Regions from separate parts of the Mus musculus genome. Here regions 1, 2, 3, 5, 6 and 7 are each linked to region 4. The links are chromatin loops, found by intact Hi-C in ENCODE. Cell type or tissue: left cerebral cortex. All regions are shown on one strand. Region 1 has its middle 28 kb from the start of Gm39895. Region 2 overlaps Abtb2 (ankyrin repeat and BTB (POZ) domain containing 2). Region 3 overlaps 4931422A03Rik (RIKEN cDNA 4931422A03 gene). Region 4 holds the start of Abtb2 (ankyrin repeat and BTB (POZ) domain containing 2). Region 5 overlaps 4931422A03Rik (RIKEN cDNA 4931422A03 gene). Region 6 overlaps Abtb2 (ankyrin repeat and BTB (POZ) domain containing 2). Region 7 has its middle 39 kb from the start of 4930547E08Rik.

Region 1 (4,000 bases), 300 kb before region 4:
ACTTAGATTCTCCTTTCAAAGTCTCCACCCCTTCCCAATTGCATGAAGGCCAGGAGAGAGCCTTTAACTTGTGGGCCTCTAGGGGAACATTCTAGATCCAAACTTTAACCCCACCTAAATAGATACAGCACCTGACACTCAGTGATACCACTGTCCAGCTTACAGGAAAACAAGCGCATATTGCACAACCCTATTACATCCAAAGATCCGCGGGACTCAGATCCAGATCCAAAACCCTTTTCATTGCATGGCAGGGAGAAAACAATTTCTACGTCAACACTCTTATTTACAGATTTAGAAAACCTCCTATCCAGGGCAGGCACTTAATTAGTTATAGCTATTCTGAGTCTTTACTTTTGTTACATTTTAAAATAGCCAGCCCTGTCACAAAATGTATCTCAATTTATTCTTCTTCTCTACTCTTTCATATAAAAAAAAAAGACAAACAAACAAAAACCCTCTAAGCTGTTTCTATTTTTTTTTCTTTTGACTTGGGTGGGGGGTGGAGTTGTGTGGGCATGAGTATGGAGGTCAGAAGACAATTTACCTGAGTTGGTTCTTTCCTTCCACTTCTGGGTCCCAGAAATTGAACTCGGGTTATCAAGGTAGTTCACCCGGCCCTGTTTCTCTCTAGTTGTACTCAAACAAAATGAGATGGTAGCAAAAATCTCACCTTAGCAGCCCCAAGTCAATCCCTTCAAGATTTAGTTTAAACGGCACTTCTCTGGAAATCTGAAAAACACACACATATCCACGAATGCCACCACCACCACCACCACCACCGCTCTCCTGGCAGAGAAGGCAGAAGCCCACTCACAAGCCTGGCTTACCCATATGTTTACAGTTGGAGAGGGAAGACTGGAATTCAACTTATAGATCTCCCTCTGGTTCACCTCATGCCAATCTGCATCTGACTTGACCCTGAGGTCCCTCCTTAATCCAAGACTTGTCCTCAAGGGTGAATATCACCAAATTTCACTGTCCCAAGGACTTGGGGACTCTCATAACTGACACAAAATGCCAAGCCTGCACATACCTGCCTTCCTGATGAAATGGAAGGTGGGTTCTGGGTTCCAGGCCCTCATTTCTCCACGGATCCATTTCTGTGTACTATTTCTTTTCTCTCCTTGCCCTCCTCTGTGTTCTTTCTTCCTTTACATAAACACTTCTTTAAAATGCTCAGGAGGCCAGCAAGAACGGGAAAGAGCACTTTCACCTAGCTAGATGACCCGAATTCAATACAGAATTGAATATACATGGTATCTTCTGACCTCTACACATGCATCGTGGTACACATGTCCATGTGTGTATAATAGCAAATAAATGAATAAATAAATAAATGTAATTTTAAGGTGAAAATGGTATAAGTGGGCTGGTGAGATGGCTCAGTGGGTAAGAGCACCCGACTGCTCTTCTGAAGGTCCGGAGTTCAAATCCCAGCAACCACATGGTGGCTCACAACCATCTGTAACAAGATCTCACTCCCTCTTCTGGAGTGTCTGAAGACAGCTACAGTGTACTTACATATAATAAATAAATAAATCTTTAAAAAAAATGGTAGAAGTGTGTGCTGTACACCAAGTGCATCTTGGTGTGCAGTACCTGAGGAGGCCAGAAGAGGGCACTGAAACATCAAGAACTGAAGTTACACAGGCTTTTTTAATGGTCACATGGATGCTGAGACCCTTGCTCCTCTGCAAGAGTAACAAGTATTCTTAACTTTTGCAGCTCCCATCCCCCCGTCCCCCAATCCAACTTTCTAGATAACCCAGTAGTTTTTGGCTGCCTGGCATGTAGGACCTCACTCACCAAAGAGGAACCTTTCCTTACGGTGACCTGAGTTTCTCTTTCTATGGAAATACTGGGGCCTGGTGGTTGAAGCAGACCTCTCATGCATGGTGATTAACCAACTTCAGACAGAGTTTTCCTCCCTGGGAAACAGGCTGGGAGCCCAGAACGGCTGAAAAGGTGTCTCTCCAGCAAATCTGTGAGTAAGCTGATAACTGGGAAAGCTGCTGAGCCCAGACTCAGATGGGAGCTGGGCTCAGAAACCACAGCCAGTGCCAAACAGGTTGCCAAGATGAGGCAGGCAGAAGCCATGCTGAAATCCAAACTGCAGAGCAGAGATTGCAAGCCAGGCAGAATAGTGTGTCTGTGCCATCCCACTGGTGGCTGGCACAGATGGTTGGTCGTTGAGATGGTTTCAATAAGAATGGCTCCTATAGGCTCATGTGTTTGAATACTTAGTCCCCAGTTGGTAGAGCTGTTTGAGCAGGGTTAGGAGGGGTGGTCTTATTGGAAGAGGTGTGTCACTGGGGACAAGCTTTGAGGTTTCAAAAACCCACATCATTCTCAGTGTCTCTCTGGCTCCTGCTTGCAGGTAAAGACGTAGGCTCTCAGCTCCCGCTCCAGCACCAGCACTGCCTGTTTCCTGCCAGTCTCCCTCCAAACCCATGAGCCACAAACTAAATGTTTTCTCTTATAAATTGCCTTGGTCGTGGTGTTTTGTTGCAGCAGTAGAAAAGTAACTAAGATAGTCATGAAGGATACAAAGTGTGCTGTTTGGTTTTGTTACCTTGACACAAACCTAGAAAATTAAACCTCTTTTAAAAAATGTTTACTTTTATTGCACGTGCATCCATGTTTTGCCCACATATATGTCTGTGTGGGGGTGTTGGATCCCCTGGAACTGGAATCACAGTCAGTGGGCATGTGGTTGCTGGGAATTGAACCCAGGACCTCTGGAAGAGCAGTCAGTGCTCTTAACCTCTGAGCCATCTCTCCAGCCTGAAATGGAATCTTAATTGAGAAAACGCTTCCATAAAATTGGCCTGTAGGCAAATCCATAGGGCACTTTCTTAAATGAATGACTGATGTAGAAAGGTCCCAACCACTGTGGGCCATGCCATTCCTGGGCAAGTGGTCCTGGATTGAGAAAGCAGGCTGAGCAAGCCATGGAGAGCAAGCCAGTAAGCAGCATTCCTCCATTGTTTTTGCTTCAGTTTCCTGCCTTGAGTTCCTGCCCAGACTCCTTTCCATGACGGACTGGGACTGGGACATATGATTTTAAATAAATCCTTTTCTCACCAAGTTGCTTTTGGTCTTGGTGTTTTATCACAGCAATAAACATAACTAAAGCACACAGGAATGCCACACATACCTAGCTCTGTAATTAACAACAGATGTTCACCAGATGTTCAGCTTGTTGTTCACAGTCTTACTTGTTTTCCCAATAAAATTAAGATGTGTGAGCTAAGTGTGGTGGGATATCCCTGTAGCTACAACGGGGGAAATCATGAGTTCAAGATCAGCCTAGACTACACAGCAAGACCTCATCTTGAAAAGAAAAAAATATAATAACACGTTAGGTGATTGTCTCCACTTTAACAGAGGACAAAGCCAGGGCCCAGAGACATTGAACTCCTTTGCTCAGGCCATATGATAAATGAATGAGAGACCCCCGTGGCTATAATCCTGCCCCTCTACGTATTTGGCTACAAGTTCCTCTGTATACCCTATGCATAGCAATTTACTTTCTTAAGAGCTAGGATGTTTGTTTCTTTTCTCGTTCATCATCCACGTGGCATGGGTAGTCAACACCGTCTTAGAGATGCATTCTTGATACTTCTGCAATAGTGCTATAACCTGTACATAACATAATAGGCTAATATCAGTCTCTGGTTCTCAGAGCAGTGTGGGCTGCCTTGTGTCTGCCCGTGGCCATCTGGACTGTCTCCAATGTTTAGGTTTACTGCGGAGCACTGTGTTTCCTCTTAGTGGAACATGGAATGAGAATGGGAAGTAGTTTAAGGTAATGAAAGAAAAATAACATTTTGTGTCTTTTGTGGGACTATTCATGATGAAGCCAATTAAACAAAACACTAATTACACAGATGAGGGGACCAGTTCTGGTGATCATAAAATTAACGGCCTTTCTAGTAACCTTAAACATCATAATTTCCACCTGAAAAATACTTAGACTAACATATTGTAAAACATA
Region 2 (4,000 bases), 73 kb before region 4:
CTCATTCATCATGGGATTTCAGAGTAGCCTTATCCTTCCTGGCCTTCATTTCCTCTTCTGTGAGCTGAGTTGGCGTATGAGACTGAGCCCTTCTACCCCTGGTGCTGTGTACTTCTTTAGCCTGCAGGAAAACAGTGGTGTGTCTTGTTATTTCTAAGCAAAGGCCCTAATTGTTCTCAACAGCCCTGAACTCCTCTATCTAAAATCCACAACCTCTCCTCTCCCCTCCCTCCCACTACTCCTCCTTCCTCTGAGACCCACAAGACTGTTACAGAACATTCATTTATTTTTCTTTGGTGCTGGGGCTGAACACTCTGATGACTAAGCCATTGAATTTTAATATGCTACTGTGCTCCTGGGAAGATGCCTTCATTTCCCAGCCCCCACCCCCGTCCCTGCACCCTGCAAGGACATGTGGTAGTCGTTAGGAACAGTTTGATCAAGTTTAGGTTTTCAAGGTGGAGGGGGGGGTGCTGGTGGCCAGGCATGATAAATGGACACAACATTCAGAGGGCTACTCAGAAAATAAACATAAAGCCCCCTTTGAGCAAGCCCACCAAAAACAAACTCCCCCAAAGCCATTTTCTCTATTTTGGTGAGTGGGGGTGGGGTGATAAGGGACATATCAAGAGGAGGCAGGGTCTTTTAGATAGATGCTAACATTGTTGAGGGCACAGAAACTATTGTATGGACAACTATCAGACACTGTCAACCATGTCACAAATGCAACATCTTTCATGGCTAAAGCTGGATTTCTAGCTCATGAGTTCCTGGGAAACAGCAGGCCCCAATTTCTGACCTAATTCCCCAGAGAAATCTGGATCACCATGTCAGAGGTGGGCAATGTAACGATCCAGGAACACCCCACTGGGACTCAGTCTTGTTGACTTTCCAAAAGCCCCTCACAACAAGAGACAACTTCCTTAACTTCTCTTGCTGGACCTCCGCTCCCTGCCCCCAGCCACTCTCCCATCCTACTTTGATTACTACCTGACTCTCTTTTACATTTCTACCCCAGCAGAAATAACCTTGGTTCCTGAACATGCTTGGGTGGACAGACAGCTAAGAATTACAGTGTTTTTCCATGTGATAATGATGCTCTGGCTCTTGCTAGGCAACTCTGAGCCTCACTCAGACTGGTACTGACATCGTGGTAAAGAGATATGTAATGTAATATGAAGACAATGACATGAAACGGGAAACACGAATAGTTGAGCTACAACAGCAAAGTGACAGGTGAGACAAGCTCCTGACAGTTGGCGAGTTGGTGTGGTGACTACACAGGTGTGTTCCAGACAGTTCTTACTGGGGGCTGCTGTTTCCCAGCAACTTGTCTGGATGTTTGAAAACATTTGTGATATAGAAAAAGACAATCTGAAAAGAAGACTCAGACTTCTCAGTAGTGAGATTCTACCTCCAACCAGAGGGTAAGGGGTGAGTCTGATTAAGAGCCTAGCAGGAAGGAGCATGGCACCTCTGTGTTCTCTGTGCACAAGAGCTTGCACAGTGCACCCGGGACGGAAATCATCAGTGACTCAGGCTGTCCAGGAAGCCCCTGGAGACTGTCCTTACAAATCGCCTTCCATGATGGGTTTCATGTGCAGGGATCTCAGATGCAATCCTCAGATGTGTGGCAGGTAGCTAAGAAGATGACAGCTCCCTCTTGTCAGTTTCTGCTGAGCCTCATGTTTTCCTTAAACTTCGTTTTGTGTGTGTATGTGTAGGTCAGAGGTCAACTGTGTGTAGTCAGTTCTCCACTTCAATCTTTACGTCATTTCTTGGGATTGAACTCAGCTTGTCAACCTTGATGGCAAGAGCCTTTATCTCTCTGGCTCTCGGTTTTATTTTAATACTAGTCATGTCAGATGAGAGGCTCACAGTACACCAGTATAATCTAGTCTCATCCAACTAACCCTATCTCCATGGACCCTGTCTCCAAATAACAGTACATTCTCAAGTGTGCAGGATTCAGAAACAACTGAGTCCCCTGTCCCTCTCACCCAGGCTGATCATAGGAGCAGCTATGTATTTCCAGCTGGGAGAGTCCAAGCCTGTTGGGTGGTTCATCCACTGGAGAAATGCCCACTGTGACAGGAACAGGCTCTTCTCTTTTTGTGGTTAATGCTAAAAGGGACATTGGTTTTACAAAAAGTACTGTGGTTTTCCTCAGGAAGTGCCCCCAGCCAGAGTCCGAAGCGTGAGACCTCTGTTCAATGAGAGCTAAATGGAGAATTGCTGGCTTTGCTGCAAAGGACACATTTGCCTATATTGGATCTGGAAATATTCCTCAAGCTCATAGTGTGCGCGTGTGTGCGTGTGTACTTATCTGAAGAGAACATGAGCACTGGTCCCTTCTACAGTCTACCCCTGGTCTAGAAGACTTTCTCTCCAAAGGTTCAGGTAGTGCTTTATACTTTGTGTACCTTGAGGTCCTTGTCAATACCTCTGTTGTAGCTCACAAGTAGCCAGAGACACAGGGAAACAAGTGGGCACGGCTCTGTGGACCTCTACTTTTGGGTGCTGAAAGTGAATATCATATGAATTCTATGTGCCATGAGTCATGAGCTGTCTTTTGATTGTTTTTCAACTATGCCATAATGTTAAGGTCACTCTTAGTGAGCAGGATGTAGCCCATGGGCTCTCAGCTTCTAGACCCCCTTAACAGCACACTACTGAACATCAAGAGTTGTTCTTTGACAGCACAGCACTGCTGTCATGGCAACGAATCTCCCTCTCAACTGCACAGCTGGAAACACATTTTTGTATGTGTCAGTCCTCTTGTACACCATTTCTAATCACAACAGAATAAGCTGCCTCTATTTTGCAGATGAGAAAACTAAGACTCAAAATCCAATTTCTTATTTAATAAATAGTCTAGCCAGGCTGGAATATATATCTTCCTGCTCCTTATCTGGTATGGTGGTTTGAATATGCTTGGCCCACGGGGAGTGGCACTGTTAGGGGTTGTGGCCTTTCTAGAGGAAGTGTGTCGCTGTGGGGATGGGCTTTGAGACCCTCCTCCTAGCTGCATGCAGGGCAGTCTTCCTCTGTTTGCCTTTGGAACAAGATGTAGAACTCTCAGCTCCTCCAGTGCCATGCCTGCCTAGATATTGCCATGCTTCCTGCCATGATGATAATGGACTGAACCTCAGAACCTTTAGGGCAGCCCCAATTAAATGTTGTCTTTTATAAGAGTTGCCTTGGTTGTGGTGTCTTTTCACAGCAACAGAAACACTAACTAAGACATCTGGTAAGCCAGGTAAGAGGCCATAATGCCCAGATACAGCCCAAACTAACTTCTCCACAGACAAAGTCAAACACCCACCCCTTCACAACATCTTTTGTCATTCCCTACCCCAGTGACTGTCCCAGGAAATCTGAAGCAATTGGGGTGTAGGTACAGAACTGAGAATTGTCCCCCCAGAGAATCCCTGACCCCCAATCAAGAAAACCAGCCATAGTTCTGGCTAGAGAGAAGCTCCCTGGTGCTTTGTAGATTTCACTCTAAGTAAACAGCAGGGGTTCTGGGTCACCAGGCCTGGCAAGTTCATAAGCCATCTACTGTGTCCCAACCTTGCATGTAGCGTTCTTCCATCTCTATCAGGGTTAACAACTACATGCTGTGGAGGCCAGGTATGCAAATCAAGAGAAGTTTAGAAACAGAGTCAACTACAGTAAACTGGGAACTCAGCTCCCTCCAGCAGCTGTTACCAGATCTGGAATTATTGCAAGTTTTAAATAATAGGGGGTTAAGTGAGTATTGTGTCAAAAGTTGTCCACAGACATCCACACTGTACCATGCGTTGCCTCTGCCCTTAGGCTTGTCTCTAGATGTATGCAGCTGACAGTGCCTGGTAGTCAGCTACATGAAGTAGCTGCTCTTTCCTAAAAACTCTCATTAAAAGAGAGGGCTTTTGATGGAGTGGTAACAGAGAGAAACAAGAAACCATGTGATCCTGAATAGACCCACAGAGGTGGGGGATAAAGCATGGAGCTAGGA
Region 3 (4,000 bases), 440 kb before region 4:
AAGGAATAGTGATTGTTGCTTCCTGTTATTTTTTGTTGTTAGAGGTGGAATTATGTTTGTGTGGCTATCTTCTTTTGGATTTGTTGAAAGAAGGTTACTTTCTTGCTTTTTCTAAGGTGTAGTTTCCCTCCTAGTGTTGGAGTTTTCCATCTATTATCCTTTGTAGGGCTGGATTGGTGGAGAAATATTGTATAAATTTGGTTTTGTCATGTCTTGGTTTTTCCATCTATGGTAATTGAGAGTTTTGCTGGGTACAGAAGCCTGGGCTGGCATTTGTGGTCTCTTAGGGTCTGTATGAGATCTGCCCAGGATCTTCTGGCTTTCATAGTCTCTGTTAAGAAGTCTGGTGTAATTCTGATAGGTCTGCCTTTATATGTTACTTGACCTTTTTCCCTCACTGCTTTTAATATTCTTTATTTTGTGCATTTGGTGTTTTGATTATTATGTGACAAGAGGAATTTCTTTTCTGGTCGAGTCTATTTGGAGTTCTGTGGGCTTCTTGTATGTTCATGGGCATCTCTTTCTTTAGGTTAGGGAAGTGTTCTTCTATAATTTTGTTGAAGACATTTACTAGCCCTTTAAGTTAGGGATCTTCACTCACTTCTATACCCATTATCCTTAGGTTTGGTCTTCTCATTGTGTCCTGGATTTCCTGGATGTTTTGGGTTAGGAGCTTTTTGCATTTGCAAAAAAATAGTAAAAAGATTGCTTGGTGAAACCTTTGGAAGGCTGAGGCAGAAGGATCACCACAGATTCAGGGTCACCCTAAGGTACACAGAGTTCTAAGTCAGCCTCGACTATAGGGTGAGGTTGTCTCTAAAACAAAACAAAAAAAGCCAAGAAACCACCCACCTGTCTTTTCCCACTGAGGAGCAGCAGGGTTCAAGCCAACTGGTGCTGTGCTGCCTGGTTCCCCTGGGTCTATCACCTTCTTCCTCACCTCTACCAGCTGTCCTTCCCCCCTTCCTCTGTCCAGGTCCCATCTTTGCATGTAAGCCAAAGACTTCTATTCCGTAGCGTAATTAGCCCCTCTCTCTCAATAGCTCCGATGGGCATAAAGCGGTACAGCTTGGCTGAATAATATTAGTAACGCGGTTTCTTCATCTTTTGGGGCGGGGTGGAGTGTCACCGACTGAACGCTGGGCTCTGAGCTGCGTCATCTGTCTTCTTTCCACGAAAGCTCACTAGTGTTTTGGTGTTTGGTGCTGGATTGACTCCAGGGTCTCTGGCATGCACTGTACCTCTATGCATCACTGTTGGTACCCACGCCGTTCTCACATGGGCAAAAGCGTAAAGGCAGACGCATGAAACTGTGTTTGCTCTTTGTGCCGGCAAGTATTACATTTGTTTCAAAATACCAAGGTTATAGTCTCTCTACTTGCAGAGAACCAGTCTATGCAATCCAGCTGGAAGCGCAGCTCTGCTGTGAGGCAGGCTGACTGGATGTAGGCGGGCACTTTGCTTGGAGGCTCTGGAAGCAGCCTGGGGAGCTGAGGGTGGGACCTGCATCTTGTGACCAGGTGAGCTACTAGAGAGGCGTCTAGGGCATTCAGTCTGGAATCTTCTCTGGGCCTTGGCTCCTCATTCAGGTCATCATTGAACACCCCCACCCTCTTGTGAGGGGGGGGGGGGGGTCTCCCAGGGATCAAGCCAGGCTGCCACCTGTTGTTCCTCTTGTTTCTCATCTTTGCCTGAGGCTAAGTAACCGGCGAAGTCCGGAAGGTGGCGCTAGGCGCACAGAGACTCACGCTGCAGTATCAGCAGCAGTGTAGATCACCGCAGATGCTCCGTAGGATGCCTGGTATCTGTGTGGATCCAAGGTTATGTCACCTCAGCAGTTCCTCAAAAGGAGACTCTCAGCAGGAAACTCCAAGGCTAGAAGATTTGCAGGTGGAGCAGACTCACCTTCAAGGCCAAGTAGACCCAAAGCAGGTCCCTGAACTTCCAGTGGTACCCACTCCTGAGGTGCTGGCTGCTGAGCCGAAACAAAGTTCAGAAAACGAAGTGTTCCTTGTGAATCAGACGACGTGGACATTGGTGTCTCATCCATTCCATTCATGTCCGTGAGTTCTACCATAGAACGCCAAGGTCGAAGGAAGGCCTCCCCTCCTCATTTTTATTTCAATGCAACTAGGTTAACTGGAAAACTTCAAATACTGGGATCCAAGAAAGACACTGACAAGGAGGGTACACCACCATGGCAGCAGTAACCATACAGGACCCCAAAAGAAGGGGAGGGATATCCTCCTGCCACCTGAGCACCCTGTCCCTTTCTCAGAACACCTGCCCACCTAATTCTCACCTGCCTAACCCCTGCCATCGTCTTGAGGAAACCCCAAGGCATGCGCACACATGTAGATAGTGCTGCCCCATGCTAAAGCCTGGTCCATAACAATTCTGAGAGTTCTGGAGGCAACTCTTGAGTGTCTGACTATTCTTGGGATGATGTGATGCTTTTTAGCACTGAAGGGATGCCACATCTACCCCTTTCCTCCTACGTGGGCAAGTGAGAAAATCTCAAGGCTCTGTCTTACTTGCTAACACGGGCAGCCTTTCTACAGATGGAGAATTGCATGTCCTATCCCCACCTCCTATCTTTCCTCCCAGAGTATGAGTGACTCACACCAGATCCTGTTCCACAAAGGTCATGATAGTTAGAAATGTCTTCCTGTGAGAGAAGTTTGTCATTGTTGTTATTGTTTGGTTTTTCAAGACAGGGTTTCCTGGAACTCACTCTGTAGACCAGGCTGGCTCGAACTCAGAGATCCGCCTGCCTCTGCCTCCCAAGTGCTGGGATTAAAGGCATGCACCACCACTGCCCAGCATGAGAGAAGTTTGGAAGCAAAGTTAAATCTGTTGCGCTGTGATGGCTCAGTGGTTAAGAGCTCAGGCTGTTCTTTCAGAGGACCAGGGTTTGATTCTCAGCACCCACATGGCAGCTCCCATCATCTGAAATTCCAGGTCCATTTCCAGCTCCAGATCTCTTCTGGCGTCTGAGGGCACTGCATGCATGTGGTGCACAGACATACAGACAGGTACAACACACACACACACACACACACACACACACACACACACAATTAACTAATTAATTAAAACTAAATCTAGGTGTAACTGGGTCTGGGGAAGCCAGGTGTGTTGGTCTAGCTGGGCAATGCCTTACTCACCTTTATCATTCTGAGTAGTTTTGTCTATTATTATACTTTGCTGATTGAAACCATGACTGTGTGTATTTTTATAACTTCCTGGCAGAAGGCAATGAGGTGACTTGTTCTTAAGAGAGTTGGTGATTTTTGTTTTGTTTTTGGTCGGTCAGTTTTATTTAATGAGTATGCTGTCTGCGTGTACACCTACATGCCACAAGAGGGCATCAGACCCCCATTATAGATTGTTGTGAGCCACCATGTTGTTGCTAGAAATTAAGCTCATTGCCTCTGGAAGAGCAGCCAGTGCTCCTAACCACTGAGCCATCTCTCCAGCCCCAGGTTTTGGTTATTTTGAGACTATGTACTTTTGGATGGCTTGAACTTGCTAAGTAGAGCAAACAGTCATGAGCTCACAGGGATTCACCTGCCTCTGCCTTCTGAGTGCTAGGATTAAAGGCATGCAGTTTCATGTATTTTGTTGTACCTCTATGCAAAGGAAAACCATCCATAGTCAAAACCAACAGGAGATATAATATCACTTAAAAATGTATTCTGAACAAGAAGTTACTTTTTCTTTTGAATGACAGGATCTCACTAGGTAGCTTTGGCTGACCTAGAATTTAATATATAGATGAGGCTGACCTCAAACTCACAGAGATCCACCTGCCTCTGCCTCCTGAGTTCTGAAATTAAAGATCTGCTACTATGTCCAGCTAAGAGACTACTTTTCTAGTCCTTAGTTCTACTGACCGATAAGTATGTATTTCAAAACTCTGTGTGTGTGTGTGTGTGTGTGTGTGTGTGTGCGCGCGCGCGCGCATGATAGGGCATGGTGTGCCATGGTGCATGTGTGG
Region 4 (4,000 bases):
GCCCCGCGGTGCTGCTGCGCCGAAGAGTTGAGCGCCTGCGAGTTGGACTTGGAAGACGAAAGGCTGAGCGAGCGGCAGGAGTCGCCGGCCCCATACCCGGAGTCCAAGGTCAAGTCCTCCAGAGTCTTCAATGTGGAGCTGTATGTCCCGGCCATGGGGGAGCCTCCGCGCGCGGCCTCGCCGAGCGAGGGGCTCTCACTGTTCCATGCCCACTTGCCCCGGGGGAAGGGGGCGGAAACCAGCTCTAGGCTCTCGGAGGCGCCCTCCGTGCTCGCCGCGCCGCGCCTCGGGGCCGCAGCATCGCCCGCGCACAGGCCGCGGGAAGGTAGGCGAAGCTCTCAGCCGGCCGGAGCCCGACGCCGTCCGCGTTCAGTCGCGCCGCTGTCAGCGAACGGACTTCCCAGCCCTCCTCCTCTGAACTCGCGCCGCCAGCTCTCAGCTTCCCTTACAGAGCGTCCGGAGAGTCCATCACCACAGAAAGAATCCCGAGAAAACGGGGCGGCCACCGAAGAGCGAGGCGCCCGAGGTCCGTCTGGGACCAGCCGCTGAGAAAGCGCTCCACAAACTTCTACGGGGCGCGGGTTACAGACACAGATAGGTCCTCTGGAGCGGCCCGCATGCAAATACACCCGGGCGGTTCACCAATCATCAGCCACGCCGGGCAAGGGCTATGCCAATGGTTTCCGAGAGGGGCGGGAAATATGCAAATCACCGAGAATGGGGTGTAGCGGGTGGGTATGGCTGAGGGGGTTGGGTGGGGAGAACAAGCGAGCGAGCTGGCAAGGAGGTGGGGCGCAGAGACCCAGAAAGCCGGGGGAACCCGAAAACAGGCCCCAGCGCTGAGGATTAAAAGATAAACGAAAAGGAAAAGCCCCTATGTGCTGTCCCTTTCCCGCCTTCTATGCTTTAGACTTAGGCAGGCAGCTCCTTGTAAAGCTGTGAGCACCCAGCCCAGGGCAGTAGGAAAAGAAAACTGGGAGGAGACCCGACTCACCTTTCTTGTCGACTTTCTACCAAGCCCCTCCTCCTTCTCTTTTGAGAAATGAAAAGCTATTTATGTTTGGAGGGCAGGGGAGCACCTCTGCTTCTCTTCTCAGATCTATCTAGTTTTGTTTATATTGACTTTAGGCTCCAATCGAAACAGACTATCTTAAACTGGGACCTGAAAATAGCCCGGCACTCAGAGGCCTGTGATCACACCCCTGTATCCACTGTTACAGTCCACTGTTTTCCAAGGATTATCTAGGAGGTGGGAGTCCAAACCTAAAGAATGAACGGCTTTCCTCCTACCGGTGTACTATCAGGCGGATCCTTTTTGTCCAAGGTGGGAGGGAGTGCCTGCAAGGAACCAGATGAAAAACGAGGACCTGCGCTGAACACCTCGTGCATGCAGGTGTTCCCTTTTAAGGACTTGCTGGCATGATGTGCGGGTCCGCAGGTCTTCTTCCCCCTCGGGACTCGGTGCCTCCTGGGTACAGTGAATTGCTGTCCTTCCAGTAGCGCCCAGGTGCACCCCAAGCGGCTCGCTAGAGAGCTACTGATTGCATAGATCCACGCCCAGCTCTCGGAGGACCAGCTGCTCCTCCATAACTATTCACACGCACGTGCACAAGCGTGCACCAGCCCCCCTCCAGCAGGACTGCAAAATCAAAGCGCGGATTGTGCACAACGTTCGTCCCAAGTCCTCTTCGCCAGCTCCTGAATAGCTCCTTTGTGCTGTACTTTACAGTTCTGACCTTGGGCCGTGAGTTGGATACGAACTAGAAAAGTCTGGTTTGTCTCTTTCCTTAAATTAATGATCCCTTTCCCCATAAAGCGATTTTTTATTTGGCAGTTTTACTTAATTTTTTCCTTTCCTGGGGTACATGAGACGTTGCCTCCTGATGCCATAGAATTGGAAACAGAGTCAAGGACGGAAGTACTGTGCAAGGCATAAGTCATCAAATTAACAGAGTCACATTTTATAGAGGCGAAATTAGAAGTTAAATTAGAGGTTCAACTTGTCAGAAAACACGAAAAACCGTTTGATGGATTTAATACCCATTATGAGAAATATAATAAAGGAAATATCGTCCTCTAGTGGATATCCAGAGGAAGTAATTTTTTTTTTTCTTTGTTCATTTTCTTCAAAAGGCTGACTGGGAAGGTACATTAACTAAAAAGGTGATTTGGAGTGCTTCTTACACAAAATATGGGATATTTGTATTGGTGTATTTAAATCACATGATGACTTAAAATGTAAAGATAAACATGCCCAATTTGGATATAGATGTGGTTATTCATATCTGTAACCTCAGGACCGAGGAGATAAGCAGGAGGGCTGACTTGAAGCCAGCCTGGGTTTTGACAAAACCCCAAAAAGAGGATAAAAAGAGAAACACACCAAGAATGAAATCCCGGACTTTCATGGGTGTTAAACTGCCCCACAAGGGTCCTAGACAAATAACTGGATTTCTTTAAGAGATAGCAAGAAAATCGAGGGAAGAAAGAGCAGCTCTGTACATTAAACGATACTTAGAAGATACATCAACCATTCACAAGCTATAGAACATACTTAGGTTTTTAATTTAGAAGTTAATTTAAAGCATTGGGCCAGAAAAGTAGGTCAGTGATTAAGAGTCCATACTGCCTTTGCAGAAGACCCAAGTTCAACTTCCAATACCCACATTGGATAGTCTGTAACTCCAGCACCTTTGGCCTTCACAAACACCTTTCTTTCTCTCTCTCTCTCTTTCTCTCTCTCTCTCTCTCTCTCTCTCTTTCTCTCTCTCTCACACACACACACATACACCACCTAGATCTAGGATTGTTCATGCCAATAATCATACAAAGGAAGTAGCTTTAGGTAATCCTTGGGTGAAATCCCCTATTTTGTTATTTAAAACATAAATTTAAAAAAATCTGGAAATTAGAGTACAAAATGCCCTAAAATTTACCTTGAAAGTGAGGGATTATAATCTGAGCTATCTAAATATAAGTCAAACTGTTTATGAGAAAGGTAGATTACAGTCTGAGCATTGAAGAATGGCCCAGTTTTAGGTAAGTTTGTGGATCATCATTGACAAATTTAGCAGTTATCTTAGCTACTGTGTCCTCTTGACTAGGTCACTGTGAAGGTAAAGTTGGAGTATGATAAACTTTAGGCTAGTGGGCGAATATATAAGGCTGCATGGCACAATTTAAAGAGTTATTTATTTATGTATATGAGTGCGCTCTCTCTCTGCATATAGAGCCTGCAAGCCAGAAGAGGGCATCCCATTTTGAATGGTTGAGAGCTACCATGTGGTTGTTGGGATTTGAACTCAGGACCTCTGGACTCAGAAACTCAGGCCAGTACTCTTAACTGCTGAGCCATCTCTCTACCTCCCTTTTTAAGTTTATTTTAATTTTGTAAGTGTTTTTATCTGTGCACCATGTGTGTGTCTGTTGCCTGCAGAGGACAGAAGAGGATATTGGATCCCCTAGAATTGGAGTTATAGACAGTTATGGGCTGCTATGTGATTCCTGGGAATCGAACCTAGGTCCTTTGGAAGAGCAGCCAGTGATTGTAACTGCTGAGCCATCTCTCCAGCCCAGAATAGGACAATTTAACACAAAGCCAGGCTGTTTAAGTTTGCAGGAAACTTTCTGAATTCGCGTGCTCTCATGTACTTAAGAATTTGTGTCGAGGAAAGTGTAACTGATATTTGAGCTGAGATTTCTCTGACGCTCTTTTCTGCTGAAGAGTTCAGGGTGGCTACATACTCCCTGCCTACATTGGAAAGGGATTCTTAACCAACAACTTGAGGGTTATAGGTGGTACCGGGAGGCAGAGAGAGGGTTTGCAAACTACCTAAAATTGCCTAAAACACTTTAATGTGGTACCAGTTGAAATTGTTCTGGATAAAGTGGGTGGATGTAGTGCTGTATGATAGAACTTTCTGTGATAATGAAAATGTTCTGCCCACCCTGTTCAATGCAAGAGTCACTAACCACATTAATTTAACTTTAATTGACTTAG
Region 5 (4,000 bases), 430 kb before region 4:
TGCATATGCATTTTCCCCCATTTATGTTGTGCAAATCTTCCTAAACCCGTAAAAACAATTCTTCAAAAATTTCTCCTGGATACAGGAAGATCAGGAGTTCAAGGCCAGCCTTGGCTAGTGAGTGTGAGACCTGTGCCTCTGTCCCTAACAAAAGAAAACACAAAGACAGAACAAAAATTTAAAAAAAAAAATTTTTTTTAACAAGAAGAAAGGATGGGAAGGAAACAAGAAGCAGAAAGACGAGGGAGAACTAGAGGAAAGGAAAGCACCTTGAAAATCTCGTATTTAAATGAGATGGGCTACCCTCTGCTGCCTGCTGTGGGAGGACCATTGTCAAATTTCACCGGATTTCATCTGCATGAAAATACAGGAGGAGCGGCTGTGCAGACCGCTCCTGTCTGGTTGAGGACAAAGAGTTGGATTCTGTCTGTGTCTAGAATTTTCGTGGCAGAGGGATTCTAGCCTAAAAAAGAAAAAGATTCAGATAGGTAGACAACCTGAACCAAGATTTGGAACACACGTTTATGGGAAGAAACTGGCCACAAAGGGTTACAAGATTAGAGAGCGAAGCCACAGGGCCTCACCTGGAGGCAGGCCCGCAAGCTGAATTTACAACAGGGACCTGGGAGTCGTATAAATGACTAATGCTGGCTTCCTGATGCTCTTTTCCAAGCAAGCTGCAAAAATTGGCAGGGGCCCTTCAGTGTGCTGTCGATGTGTCTGGAATTCAAATAGTAGGATGCAGAGATGCCATGACAATGGGAAGCAAGCTTTACCTGGAGAAAATGATGCGGACATGGCTGCTGCAACCCGTACTCACACACGGGGACCTTCGCAACCACTCTCCAGCGGTCCCCATCATGCCTGACTGCGATTGCCCTTACTCAAGGGCATTAAATTAAAAAGTAATGTAGCCGGTGATTCTTTTTTTCCCCTATCCTCCCCCCCCCTCCCCATCCAGGCAGTGAAGAATGGGGCAAGTAAAATAAAAACCTTGACTGCAACTGATATGTCTGTTTTTTAAAAAATGATGCTGATATTAGACACAGCTCAGGAGAGCACAATTTGAATATCGGCGGTATTGTACGGGGCTGAAGTCCTCACACCCCCCTCCTTTAGATCTGTCTTCACTGGCTGCACGCCTTAATATTCTTCCGAGGTGTAATAGCTGGGAGGATTCCATCAGTAATAACCGAAGATCCTGTGAGCCGGTTCTGTTATCCTGAGAATCGAGAGGCATTTTTGCCTTGCCGGCTGTCATTTCCATTGGTGGGGCTGATAAGCAGATTCTGAGTTTATTATTTGCCCAGACAGAGTGCTCTAGCTCCTGGGGTGTTGAGTCGTTCTGAAGCGCTTTATTATTTTAAGTCTTTGTACCCAGGGCTGAGAGCTGGAAAGCCTTGGACAGGTACCGAGTGTTAGTTCCACCTTGACTTTGTTTTTCTGGCTCTCCTGCCCTCCATTTGGAAACAGAAACGCTCTTCCAGGTCCCCAGTTCTTCGCTCCCGTTATTTGGGGTAACAACTTAGCTCTGTGTCTCTACTCTCTTTCCTCCAAACACCACTGTCCTTTAAAATGATCTGAGTAAATTTAGCATTTGACTTTTCTTTAACCTGATAATTCTTAGGATGTGACCATGTATATAGTAACAACAATAACAATAAGTAAATGCATAGGTATCTGTTGGGGATTGGCTTTACAGCTCCACTCACATTCCAAAATCTGTGAATGTTTAAGCACTTTATGTAAAACGGCATACATAGCATAGTGTTTGCATATAACTTCTACAGTTTCCTGTATAAATCATCTCTAGGTTACTTCATGTGAAACTATATGAAGAGTTATTGTACTCTACTAGAGCCAATTACAGGAAAAGGTCTGTGCATGATCAGTATAGATACAGGTTTGATGTGTTTATTTTTATGTATATGGATGTTTTGCCTACATATAGGTGTGCCATTTGTGTGTAGTGCACTTGGAGGCCAGAAGAGGGCATTGGCTCCCCTGGACCTAGAGTCCCTGATGGTTGTGAGCTATCATCTGGGTGTTGGGAACTGGAACCCAGGTCCTCTGCAAGAACAGCAAATGCTCTTAACTACTGAACCAATCTACACAGAGTCAGGGTTTTAGAAAATAGGCTTTTGGTCTGTGGTTGGTCAAATCTTTGCATATAGAACCTATGGATATGGAGGGCTGACTACATAGCATTTACTATGTGACAGATATGTTCCAAGATTTTATTATTAGCATCAAACAAATCTTTGTGGTATGCGGGTTGGTAGAAATGATTATTGTCTTTTTATACATTTTAACTGTGTGTATGTAGTGTGTGTGTGTGTGTGTGTGTGTGTGTGTGTGTGTGTACATCATACATGGCTTTTTAGGAATTATTCTCTCTTTCTACCTTGTTTTTGAGGCAGAGTTTCTCTTGTTTCTGCTGGGGCAACCAAAGCCAGCTTCTAGCTCTCTCTGCCATCTTTCTCTCATCTTAGCACCAAAGCAGTAGGTTCTAGGAATTGAAGTCAACTCGGGTTCTTTGGAGAAGCAATAGGTGGTCTTAACCACCAAACTATCTCTCCAGCCCCTGAACACTCTGTTTTCATGGGTTACCTTAAGATTCCAATTCTGTCCCTTTCTTCTTAAAATAAGTATAATTTCCAGCCATCAGAAAGAACATATCATTTTTGTTATATAAAATGAAGTTTATTGGGTATAAATACAGAAAAGAACCCAGATGTCATACGGTGAGTCTGCAATCAGATGGCCAGAGTTAGTTAAAAATATCTGTTTTACCCTAAACCTCAATTTCCTCTTCTATGAGACTGGGCTGGAAATACCTGCTGAGCAGTGTTGCTGTACAGACCATAAATACCCAGGGTAGGCATTTACATGGCAAGCACTCAGAGAGAGGCACATTTAGTAACATTGATTGTAACAACACTGCCAAGAATCAAAACTTTATTGCCAGGGGAAAAAAAAACCTAGAAGAGACAATTTATCACTGAGTGGGAGGTTAGACCAGATAATTTTAAAAGCCTTTCAACTTCCCACAAAGATGGTACCATTCGGATCAATGCTTTCAAACTCACTATGGCCAATTATTTTTTAATTCTTCAATCTACCATCCACTGATGCTTTTGTGCAATACCATAAAAAACTGGAAGACAAGGAACATACAATTTTAAAAAGGCATACCAAATAAAAGCCCCACATTTTTTATCACTGGAGTAATTTAGATGTAAAATTGCTCCATCAAATTGCCATAAAAGTTACTAAATGTGTTTTAATTATAGCTTGTACATTAGTTGCTTTCCTCATCGCTATGGCAAAATACCTGACAGAAAGAAGGATTTATTTAGGCTCACAGTTTGAGAATATAGTCCATCTTGGTGGGGAGGGCATAGTGTTAGGAACATGGGTCAGTCGGTACATTGTATCCAATCAGGAAGCAGAAAGAGGTAAATACTCCTAACTCAGCTCCCTAGCCCCTAGAATGGCGCCACCCACCTTCAGGGTAAATCTTCTCTTTTTCAATTTCAATCTCACAGACACACCCAGAGGTGGCCCACAACAGTCAAGCATCTCCGCTTGATACACTTCAAATCAGTACAAAACTCAGGACCTCGTAATAATGCTCTAGGTTACACATCTGCTGTGGGTCAGAAAATTCGGGGGGAGCTTAGTTCATTGATGTGGGACGTGCTGGGAGGTTATGCCCAAGACACAAACTGGGACTACAGTCATCTGAAAGTTTGTCTGGGCAGAGAGGATGCACTTTCTAGGTAGCTCATTTCCAAGATTGGTAAATGAGTGTTGGCAGAGCAGGTTGCTGCAGTCACTCTTCACGGACATGGATTTCCTTCCATGTGGGGCTTTAGAAGGTCTCTATGACCTGACAAGTCCAGAATAAATGATACAGCAGATGACAATGTTCAAGTCACACAGTCTTTGTGAACTGGTCTTCGAAGTCATAGTTCATCAACTTTGCGATATCTTTGGC
Region 6 (4,000 bases), 79 kb before region 4:
CTTACTTCAAGCAATCTATTTGAGACCACAGTTTGGAAATATAAAACTGGAAACCCAAAGACACCCAGTATCCTGCCCAGAGTTAGGAAAGGGTGAGGGCAGTGTGGAGGGGGTCTGAGATTCAGTTCCTACATCAAGTCCCTCCCATCTTCCCCTTCCTCCAATAGCCTTTCCTACCCTGTGTGGGTTGGCATGTCCTTTTATCTAAATAAGACTTTGCAAAACACTTTCATCTTCTGTTTTTATCACTCAGTTAAGTTGAGTAACCTAAAAGATTTTCTGCAAAGCGTGTAAGTTATTTTAAAAATAAAAAACAAACAAAAACAAAAAACTGCTCAACAGTCCATGTATCAATTTTAGGTAACCTAGGAACAGTTAGGACCAAGATCAGGTTTGTATGGAAGATAGAGCTGTATAAATGCCTCCACTTTACGATATTCTTTATTTGGGGTTCCTGGAAAGGCCTTCATTCCTCTCTCATTTGGAAGACTTAGCTCATAAAAACCTGCATCTTCCAAGTTTTTGGATTTATATAATTGCATTATATAAAACATGTACTTTATGTATTTGATACAAAGTCTCATGTAGCCTGGGCTGGCCCTGACTTTATTATGTACCTTAGGATAACCTTGAACATGGGATCCTCTTGCCTCTACCTCCTACCGCAGGATTACTGGCTTGTACCACCACACCCGACTCTCACTTTATTTTTATTTCTGCAGATCTAGGGTAGTGATAATGAAAACTATTAAGAAGGACAGTAATTGGATTTCTGTTCTGTAGATTAATATAGAGCACATGAATTACAAGCCCAGGAGGGAAGGGGCTGCAAGAGAACCCGATGCTAATTCAGCTGTGATGAGTTGATGCACGTAGACTTGTGGATAATGGGTATTGGGATAAATTTGTAATTGTCTGCATTTTCTCTCTTTGGAAATGCTACTACACATCCTCCTTTGGCTTCCCCCATCCAAGGCACAGCCATTTTCATGATTTGGTGAATAAGCTACATTCTTCTGGCTTTTAACAAGCACCATACAGTGCTGTCTGTCCCACCCCTCAAATTAAATAAGACTTGTTGTGACACAGCTGCAGTTCCCGGCTGCCAACATTTGGGAGGCCAGAACAACTTCCTACTTGGCAGGGAAGGCTGCTGGTTTTTACAGAGTCCTTCCAGCCCCTCAAACACCAGCACACTCCTGGTCCTCACATCCTCACATATGGAATGGTGAAATCAGGGATTACTGCACCCATTATGCTGAAAAAAGAAAAAAGAAAAACTGCTATCCAGACATGCAGCAGGTTCAAGGCTTGCACAGTAGGCTCTTTAATACACTGGTAGCATTAGTTAGGACCATCTGTTGGTTAGGAATAACATTCTGTTCTCTAAGGGATACAAAGACAATTTCAGAAAGTTCTCTATTATCAACACTCTTGTCTGTGTTTTACTCCCAGAGTCTATAATCTGGGCACCTCCTCTAAAGATGGAAAATTTTACAAGGGAAAGAATGTGCCCAAGGTCACACTGCACTGCCAGATCCAAGAATTACTTCTCCATTTGCCTGGCAGAGCAGAGCCCTTGAGTCAGTGTCTAGACAAGACAAAGGAGGGTCCTCCTACAGCAAAGCTAACAGGGATGCAGAGTGAAGCTGCGGGCATCTTCCAATTACACCTCCAACAACCAATAAGCCCACTCCTAGCCCACCCCCACCATGCTTTCTGGTTGGACTTTTCTTCCTCCATTAGCCTTGATAAATTACATGGCCCCACAGCAGGGACTGTTTCTTCCTCTCAGCTTTGTTTGGAGCATTGTCCCAGCAGGGCTCAAATAAAGGGCTATTATTAATGGTGACAATAATGCGATACTGTTTTCTCAAGGGCCTCCACCAGGGCCTGCCAGGTCAGCGCTGGCAACTTGCTGCTGCCTCTTGCTGGTAGTTTTCATCTGCTAAAGCCAGCTGTCCAGAGGATGGCACCCTGTCCTCTGTATCCAGTCATTGACACTTTTATTACATCCTCTATAGCCCTGAAAATCGGACTGAGAGGAACCAATAGACCATGTCAGAGAGCCATGAAAGGACTAACCAGGCCACACACAGGAGGCACCCCAGGCCCAGGGCAATGGGTTCCAGATATATTTAGAGCTGAGGATACTCCCAGTTAGAGGCCTGAATGTTAAATGCCTTGCGAGTCTGCTGTAGCATCAGAATGTTGCAGTGTCTTTGAAGCTGTGAGTGCCTTGAAGGTTAGGAATCACGTCTTGAGCTGTTTGTGGTGGGCAGAGAGGACACGGGGAGCTATAACATGATTAGACTCACATGTGGGAGGGGGCACACGTTTGTATCATTGTTCATAGGAGAGCCAGACTCATTCTTCATATCCATGAACTGGGTTCTAACTATTCATTAAGAAAGGATCAGTGGATAAAGTAAAATTGATTTTAATTTTAACTAATTTGGGGAAGGCAGCTTCTCATAGAGCCCAAGTTGGCCTCACTGTGTAGTTGAGAATGAACTTGACCTTCTGCTCTACCTGCCTCTACCCCCTGAGTGATGGGATTAAGGGTGTGCACCACAATACCTAGCTTTATGTGATGCTAGAGATTAAACCCAGGGCTTTGTGCATGCAATGTGAGCACTGTGCCAACTAAACTCCATCCCCAATCCCTAAAATTGTTCTTCTTTTATTGCAGAAGACAGCATAGCTTAGCATGGTAGTATACTATATAATCCCAGTGCCTGAGGCAGGAGGATTGTGAGCTGGAGTTCAGCCTGGGCTACATAGTGAGATCCTATCTAAAATAAAACAAAATAGAAAAGCAATCAGTGTGATAGGGCAGGGCAAATGTGGATATGAAGTAGGTTTTAAATATATCTTAGTCCCCATTTGAGTTTCTCTTTTCACAGTTTGATATCCACAGTCAACTGCAGTCTGAAAATAGTAAGTGGAAATTTCTGAAAACAATTCACAAGTTTTAAATTGTGCCCTATTCTAAGTAATATGGTAAGAATCTAACCCACTCTACCTCAGATGGAAACCACCCCTTTGTGCAGTTTGTTCACACTGTAAATGCCACCTGGCCTCTAGTCACTAAGCAATGTCTCAGTCATCAGGTTAACTGTCTCAGCATTGATGGGTTGTGCTCGAATAACCCTAATTTTACTTAGTAATGGTCTGAAGTACAAGATTAGTAATGCTGGCAATGAGAAAACAGCAGAGGGAAACAGTAAAGGGGCCTTAAGGAGAAAAGTGGAAGTTCTCAATAAGGAAAGAAAACAAGCATGCTGAGCTGAAGGTCGTTTGTAAAAACATACTCTGAATTTGTGAAGAAGGAAAAAGAAATTTGTGTGGTTTTGCTCTCACACCCAAACTGTAAAAGTTAAAGTGACAGTGCATAAGTGCTTACTTAAAATGGAAAAGGCTGTGTGTGTGTGTGTGTGTGTGTGTGTGTGTGTGTATCCATGGCATTCTGAGGTACCCGCTGGGGTCTTAGAAAGTGTCCTCTGTGGATGAATGTGACTCTTTTATGTTCTAGGTTCTCAGGTCTGTGTTAATTCATCTCAATGGCCGAGTCTCCCTTCCCTCCACATTGATAAACAACTCACCTGGGCAGGCTTTGCTTTTTCCATCACCTGCTACTCTTAGCCAAAGTTTCTTTAAGTAGAAGGGGGAGGGGGTTGGCAGAGAGGCTGGGAAGCTGGACAGCTGTAGGAATGAGTTAAGGGTCCCCTGCCCCCCACAGGACTGACATGTCTCTGCTTCTGAGAACACAGATCAAGTCTAGATGCAGAAGGAGACAAAGTTGGGTGAGCTAGACTTACCTCAGAGCAAGGGGCAGTTGGCCTTTATGTCTCTATTAAAACCATCAGTCTATCCCCCAGTCCCTTGCCACCATCTCTGTTAGGAGGCTGAGGACAATTCTCCATGATGACTTCCTCCCCAGGGGATGGCACCTGACTGGCTTTGCTCTATCAGTCTGCCAGAGAAGGGCTCCCATATC
Region 7 (4,000 bases), 280 kb before region 4:
TCTGCAGCTGCTCAGGGCCAGCTCTATTGCTCTCATGACCTTGGCCCATCTCACCCACCTGACACAGGCTACCATTGCTCTTGAATCTGCCTTGCCTGTAACTTTAGTCTGTAACTTTAAACTTGCTTTACACTTTTTCTTGCCAAACTGCACATTTTGTGTATCTTTTTTCTTCCCCTCTGTCCTTTCTCACAGTAGACCTGTATGAAAGCAATAACTAATAGCCACAAAACAGCCTACATACTATCTTATATGAAATTTCCTTCACCAAACAAGCTAGTCTATTTCTAATTTATCCTCAGTCAAGTTTCCAGGACAGGGAACAGCCAGGCTCTTCTCCAGACTGTCACATAAATGGCCTCTAGTCTAGTTCCTGATAGAGTCCCTGTTTGCCTGTGAACCTCACAAGCCAGGCTTTGATTATCTGCATTTCTCTTGGAATTCTGCTCTTCCAACTCCCACCGGAACAGTTCATTCAGCTCTGCTTATGACAGAATCCCAAACTTCCACAGACCAGTCTCACGGGGCTGTAAGTCATGTGGCCAGGATTGTCACAGCGAATGCCTAGACCTCAGTACCAACCTTCTATTCTAGTTACTTCTCCTCACAGATTTAACAGTGAGAAGGAGAGGTTAATTTTGATTCACAGCTGAACCATCTTCCCTGTCCCCGGAGCTTATCTACGCACACAGGGATCCGGGGGTGGAGGTTGGGGGGTGGTTTGCAGAGGGAGCTCAGCAGTCTCCCAGGAAAGAGAAAGATTGACCCATTTCCCTGCTCCCAACATCCTGTCTGAGACTGCAACTAGACACAAATACCAGGGTGAATATGAGCAACCCAGAAAGTATCTCGAGAGACAAGCAGAAAGCAATAGATCCAAGAACGTAAAGGAGATGCAGGTTGCAATGGCTAGCCTTGACAGTTACTCAAAAAGGACAAGTGGTTCCTGGAGATTCTAGGTCATTCAAATACTGGGTGCTGAACTGGCTCGGGCCTGTTTCTGAAGGTCACTGTGGAATTGGCTCTGGCCTATCTCTAAGGTCACTGTGAAATTGGCTTTGGCCTATCTCTGAAGGTCGATGTGCTGACTAGTTTGTTTTTTCTTTCTTTTTTTTTTTTTTTTTTTTTTTTTTTTTTGTCAACTTGGCAAAGGATAGAGTTATCTGAAAAGATGGATCTGCAAATGAAAAAATGTCTCCATAAGACTGGACAGTAGGCAAGCCTGCGGAGCATTTTCTTAGTTGGTGATTGGGAAGAACTCAGCCCATTGTGGGTGGGGCCATCCCTGGGCTCGTGGCCCTGGGTTCTATAAGAAAGCAAGCTGAGCAAGCCATGTGGAGCAAGCCAGGAAGCTGCACCCCTCCACGGCATTTGAATCAGCTCCTGCCTCCAGGTCCTACCTGGTTTGAGTTCTTCCCTTGGCGTCCCTCAATGAACTGTGACTCAGAATATGTTAGCCAAATAAACCCTTTCCTGCCCACGTTGCTTTTGGTCATGGTGTTTCATCTCAGCAGTAGTGACCCTCAATAAGACAGCCAGTGCATTTAATAAATAAGACGATGGTTACAAAACAAAAAACAAAAAAACATAAACCCCAGGGCCCCAGCTCCTTAGCAGGGACAAAAGGCTCTCAACAGAACACACTTGAAGCAACAACTTCTCTTGAAGAACTGCTAGAGAGCTGATGAGCCGGGACCTGCCTCTGCTGCTGGGCAGTGACTCCTGCCAGCCAAGCCCTGGGCTGCGTATCAGTAACTGATGCTGCCATTTGGTGCATTGGGAAGAGAAATGCGGACCGAATCCCCATCCTGGAGCAGCCTGGCTTCCTGAGGCCATGACTCCATGAGGGAATAAAATGTGAATCACTATTGTGGGTCCACTCGATGGGTGTGGCCTGAGGGAGGCGGGGACCACCCTTGGAGTCTCCCACCTACTTCTGCAGCAGATTCTACTACCAACTATGGTTACTGGATGAGCCGTGAACAGGAGCCTGGGGCCTGAACGCGGCTACTTTCTGGCATGACCAGCTTCCTCCACACTCCATGCCCTTCACTGCTGTCCACCCAGCAAAACAGAACCAAACCAGCCTGAGCTTGACTACCTTAGAACACCTATTCCTGCCTCTAGGTTCTAGGGTACCTAAAAGATAAGACAGATGGATGCAGTCCTGTGGACAAAGAGAAACAGACTTCTGAATTTCCAATTACAACCAGCAGGGGGAGCCTTGAACAATGCAGTCTGGGAACAGAGAGAGGACTGTCCAGCAAGAAGGAATCCCTGCAGGCAATACCACTGACCCAAAGCAACTACCTTTGATGCATAGTAATTACTATGGGAAATAGTAACTACTCACATCATAATATCCTCTTGTGAAATGTAAACAGTTTCTCCCTGCTAGTGGAAGAAGCTAGTGAAAACTAGAACTTCCCCTCCAGGAGTTGTGTAGACCGAGAATACAAAACTCCCTTGCACTTCCTCACCCCTCCTTGCCCTCCTACTCTTTGAGTTTGAGTTGCCTACTCTATCTGCAACCATAGCAACCCGGCTGGTGGGAGATTATGGAAACTCCTACACATTCTTTTAGATTCAGGTAAGTCTTCACCTTACTCATGAGGCCACCTCTAATACCCTCTTCAGCGTCTGAGAAGGTTGTCTCACTGCGACTACACTGGCACCACAGGCACATCTAAGCTGGACTCCTGCCTCATCTCTCAAACCTCTCTTGATGAGACCAGCAAGATGGCTCAGAAAGTAAAGGCACCAGCCATCAAGCATGATGGCCCGTTGGATTCCTGGGACCCACACACAAGAAGTTGTCCTCTGGCCATCACTAGTGTGTTGTATCATGTGAACACATACATGCATATACACATGCAATAAATAAACACTATTTAGTAAACTTTAAAAAAAGAGTTCTATTTACTTGGCTTATATTTGCAACCCTGGTGTATATGCATGACTGGTGTGGGGTCACACAGACACTGATCACACATGTCAGACACTTAAGGCGATTGTATTGCATTGGAGTGGATGGGCCTGTGGCAGACTGTCCAAGGGACGAAGTTGAGGCAGAGAGGCCTAAGCTACACTGGCAACGCAGTCAGAAAACAAGTAGAATTCATGTCCTCAGGCAGAGAGCTGTGCCTGGCATGACCACTGTCCAGGAAAGCCAAGGGAGACAAGACACGAGAAAAACAAGGAAGAAGGAATCTCCAGGAGAGGTAGGAGGTGGAGTGAAACATGAGAAGCTGAAGTCCAGTCTACTGTTAAAGTAACTTTTATTCTCCTGTTGGTAATTGTCTCAGAGGCTCACTGCCTCCGTCTGCTAACCTGGTCCTAGTTCTGAAACCTTCTAGACTCTGTACAGTATCATCTAAGCCTAGAATATTTTCAGCCTCTGAGAGTTGCTATTGAATATGCTCACTCTAGTTCTTTTTGAACTCTGGCTGGCTGGTTCAACTCAAACTCCTCTCTAAGTTGACTGATTCAATCTGGCTTCTCTTAGTTTCTCACTGAATTGCTCTGCTTGGCCTCATACTAACTTTGTCAATGTGTTCTAATCTTCTGGCTCCTTCTCATTCTCTGGTTTGTTCTGTCTTTGCCTGTGTCTAGCTTGTTCTCTCTTCAACCTGTCTCTGTAAAACTCTACTGGTAAGACTGCCTCCTCCCTCTCTCTGCACTGCCCCTCAAGTAGCTTCCCTTTCCACTCTTTTGTGAGAGTTGGGCGTATCCTATTCTGTCAAATCTTTCTCTGATTTGTCACTTTGTCTGCCACTCAATTAGACATCACTGGATGCTTCCTTCTACAAACTAACTTTAACTTCATTATTTGTCATTAAAGGTGTGTACTAAGGATGTGTGTGTGTGTATATTCTAGCTGGGGGTGGGGGCGGGGGCAGGATTAAAGGTGTGTGCTAAGGGCTGAACCTTGCCACAACTAGAAACAGGTCTTTTTTTTTTTTTTCCAGTAAATAACAACAACCTCTGGGTTCACAGTATG

What was found. Hi-C counts contacts between places; a loop is a spot of excess contacts. Peaks named below come from ENCODE experiments on the same cell type or tissue, not always from the same donor. Only the 100,000 strongest peaks of a DNase experiment are listed, where the experiment ranks them.
Region 1: it touches region 4 in a loop (4-fold over the local background); 28 of 42 quality-filtered maps call a loop at or near these places.
Region 2: a loop joins it to region 4, with 2.5 times the contacts of the local background. A loop is called at or near these places in 11 of 42 quality-filtered maps.
Region 3: a loop joins it to region 4, with 2.9 times the contacts of the local background. A loop is called at or near these places in 15 of 42 quality-filtered maps.
Region 5: a loop joins it to region 4, with 3 times the contacts of the local background. A loop is called at or near these places in 23 of 42 quality-filtered maps.
Region 6: it touches region 4 in a loop (2.7-fold over the local background); 11 of 42 quality-filtered maps call a loop at or near these places.
Region 7: a loop joins it to region 4, with 4 times the contacts of the local background. A loop is called at or near these places in 12 of 42 quality-filtered maps.

The regions. Positions count from the first base shown.
Region 1 is chr2:103,863,617-103,867,616 of GRCm38, reverse strand. No RefSeq gene overlaps it. Among named protein-coding and RNA genes, the nearest start is that of Gm39895, 28 kb to the left of the region's middle. In left cerebral cortex, a CTCF peak has its summit at 1,607 (motif pointing right); DNase peaks (open chromatin) are centred at 799, 1,636 and 2,051.
Region 2 is chr2:103,636,280-103,640,279 of GRCm38, reverse strand. All of the region lies in intron 1 of Abtb2 (ankyrin repeat and BTB (POZ) domain containing 2), which reads right to left. It overlaps 8030431J09Rik (a long non-coding RNA gene), which reads right to left. Exons shown (of 2, transcript XR_866592.2): 2 at 1-4,000. Among named protein-coding and RNA genes, the nearest start is that of 8030431J09Rik, 66 kb to the right of the region's middle. In left cerebral cortex, no CTCF peak of the experiment used is centred here; DNase peaks (open chromatin) are centred at 190 and 2,107.
Region 3 is chr2:104,000,652-104,004,651 of GRCm38, reverse strand. The region is part of intron 3 of 4931422A03Rik (RIKEN cDNA 4931422A03 gene); the gene reads left to right. Among named protein-coding and RNA genes, the nearest start is that of Gm38515, 22 kb to the right of the region's middle. In left cerebral cortex, CTCF peaks have their summits at 1,725 (motif pointing right) and 3,356 (motif pointing right); DNase peaks (open chromatin) are centred at 1,461, 1,734, 2,558 and 3,377.
Region 4 is chr2:103,562,882-103,566,881 of GRCm38, reverse strand. It overlaps Abtb2 (ankyrin repeat and BTB (POZ) domain containing 2), which reads right to left and starts at 572. Exons shown (of 17, transcript NM_178890.3): 1 at 1-572. The coding sequence starts at 155. In left cerebral cortex, CTCF peaks have their summits at 645 and 2,077; DNase peaks (open chromatin) are centred at 637 and 1,585; H3K4me3 peaks cover 1,915 bases; H3K27ac peaks cover 529 bases.
Region 5 is chr2:103,989,497-103,993,496 of GRCm38, reverse strand. It overlaps 4931422A03Rik (RIKEN cDNA 4931422A03 gene), which reads left to right. Exons shown (of 5, transcript NM_175161.3): 5 at 674-1,002. The coding sequence ends at 902. Among named protein-coding and RNA genes, the nearest start is that of Gm38515, 11 kb to the right of the region's middle. In left cerebral cortex, a CTCF peak has its summit at 1,967 (motif pointing right); no DNase peak of the experiment used is centred here.
Region 6 is chr2:103,641,693-103,645,692 of GRCm38, reverse strand. All of the region lies in intron 1 of Abtb2 (ankyrin repeat and BTB (POZ) domain containing 2), which reads right to left. It overlaps 8030431J09Rik (a long non-coding RNA gene), which reads right to left. Exons shown (of 2, transcript XR_866592.2): 2 at 912-4,000. Among named protein-coding and RNA genes, the nearest start is that of 8030431J09Rik, 72 kb to the right of the region's middle. In left cerebral cortex, a CTCF peak has its summit at 1,879; DNase peaks (open chromatin) are centred at 1,083 and 1,906; H3K27ac peaks cover 490 bases.
Region 7 is chr2:103,847,301-103,851,300 of GRCm38, reverse strand. No RefSeq gene overlaps it. Among named protein-coding and RNA genes, the nearest start is that of 4930547E08Rik, 39 kb to the right of the region's middle. In left cerebral cortex, a CTCF peak has its summit at 2,218 (motif pointing right); DNase peaks (open chromatin) are centred at 643 and 2,204.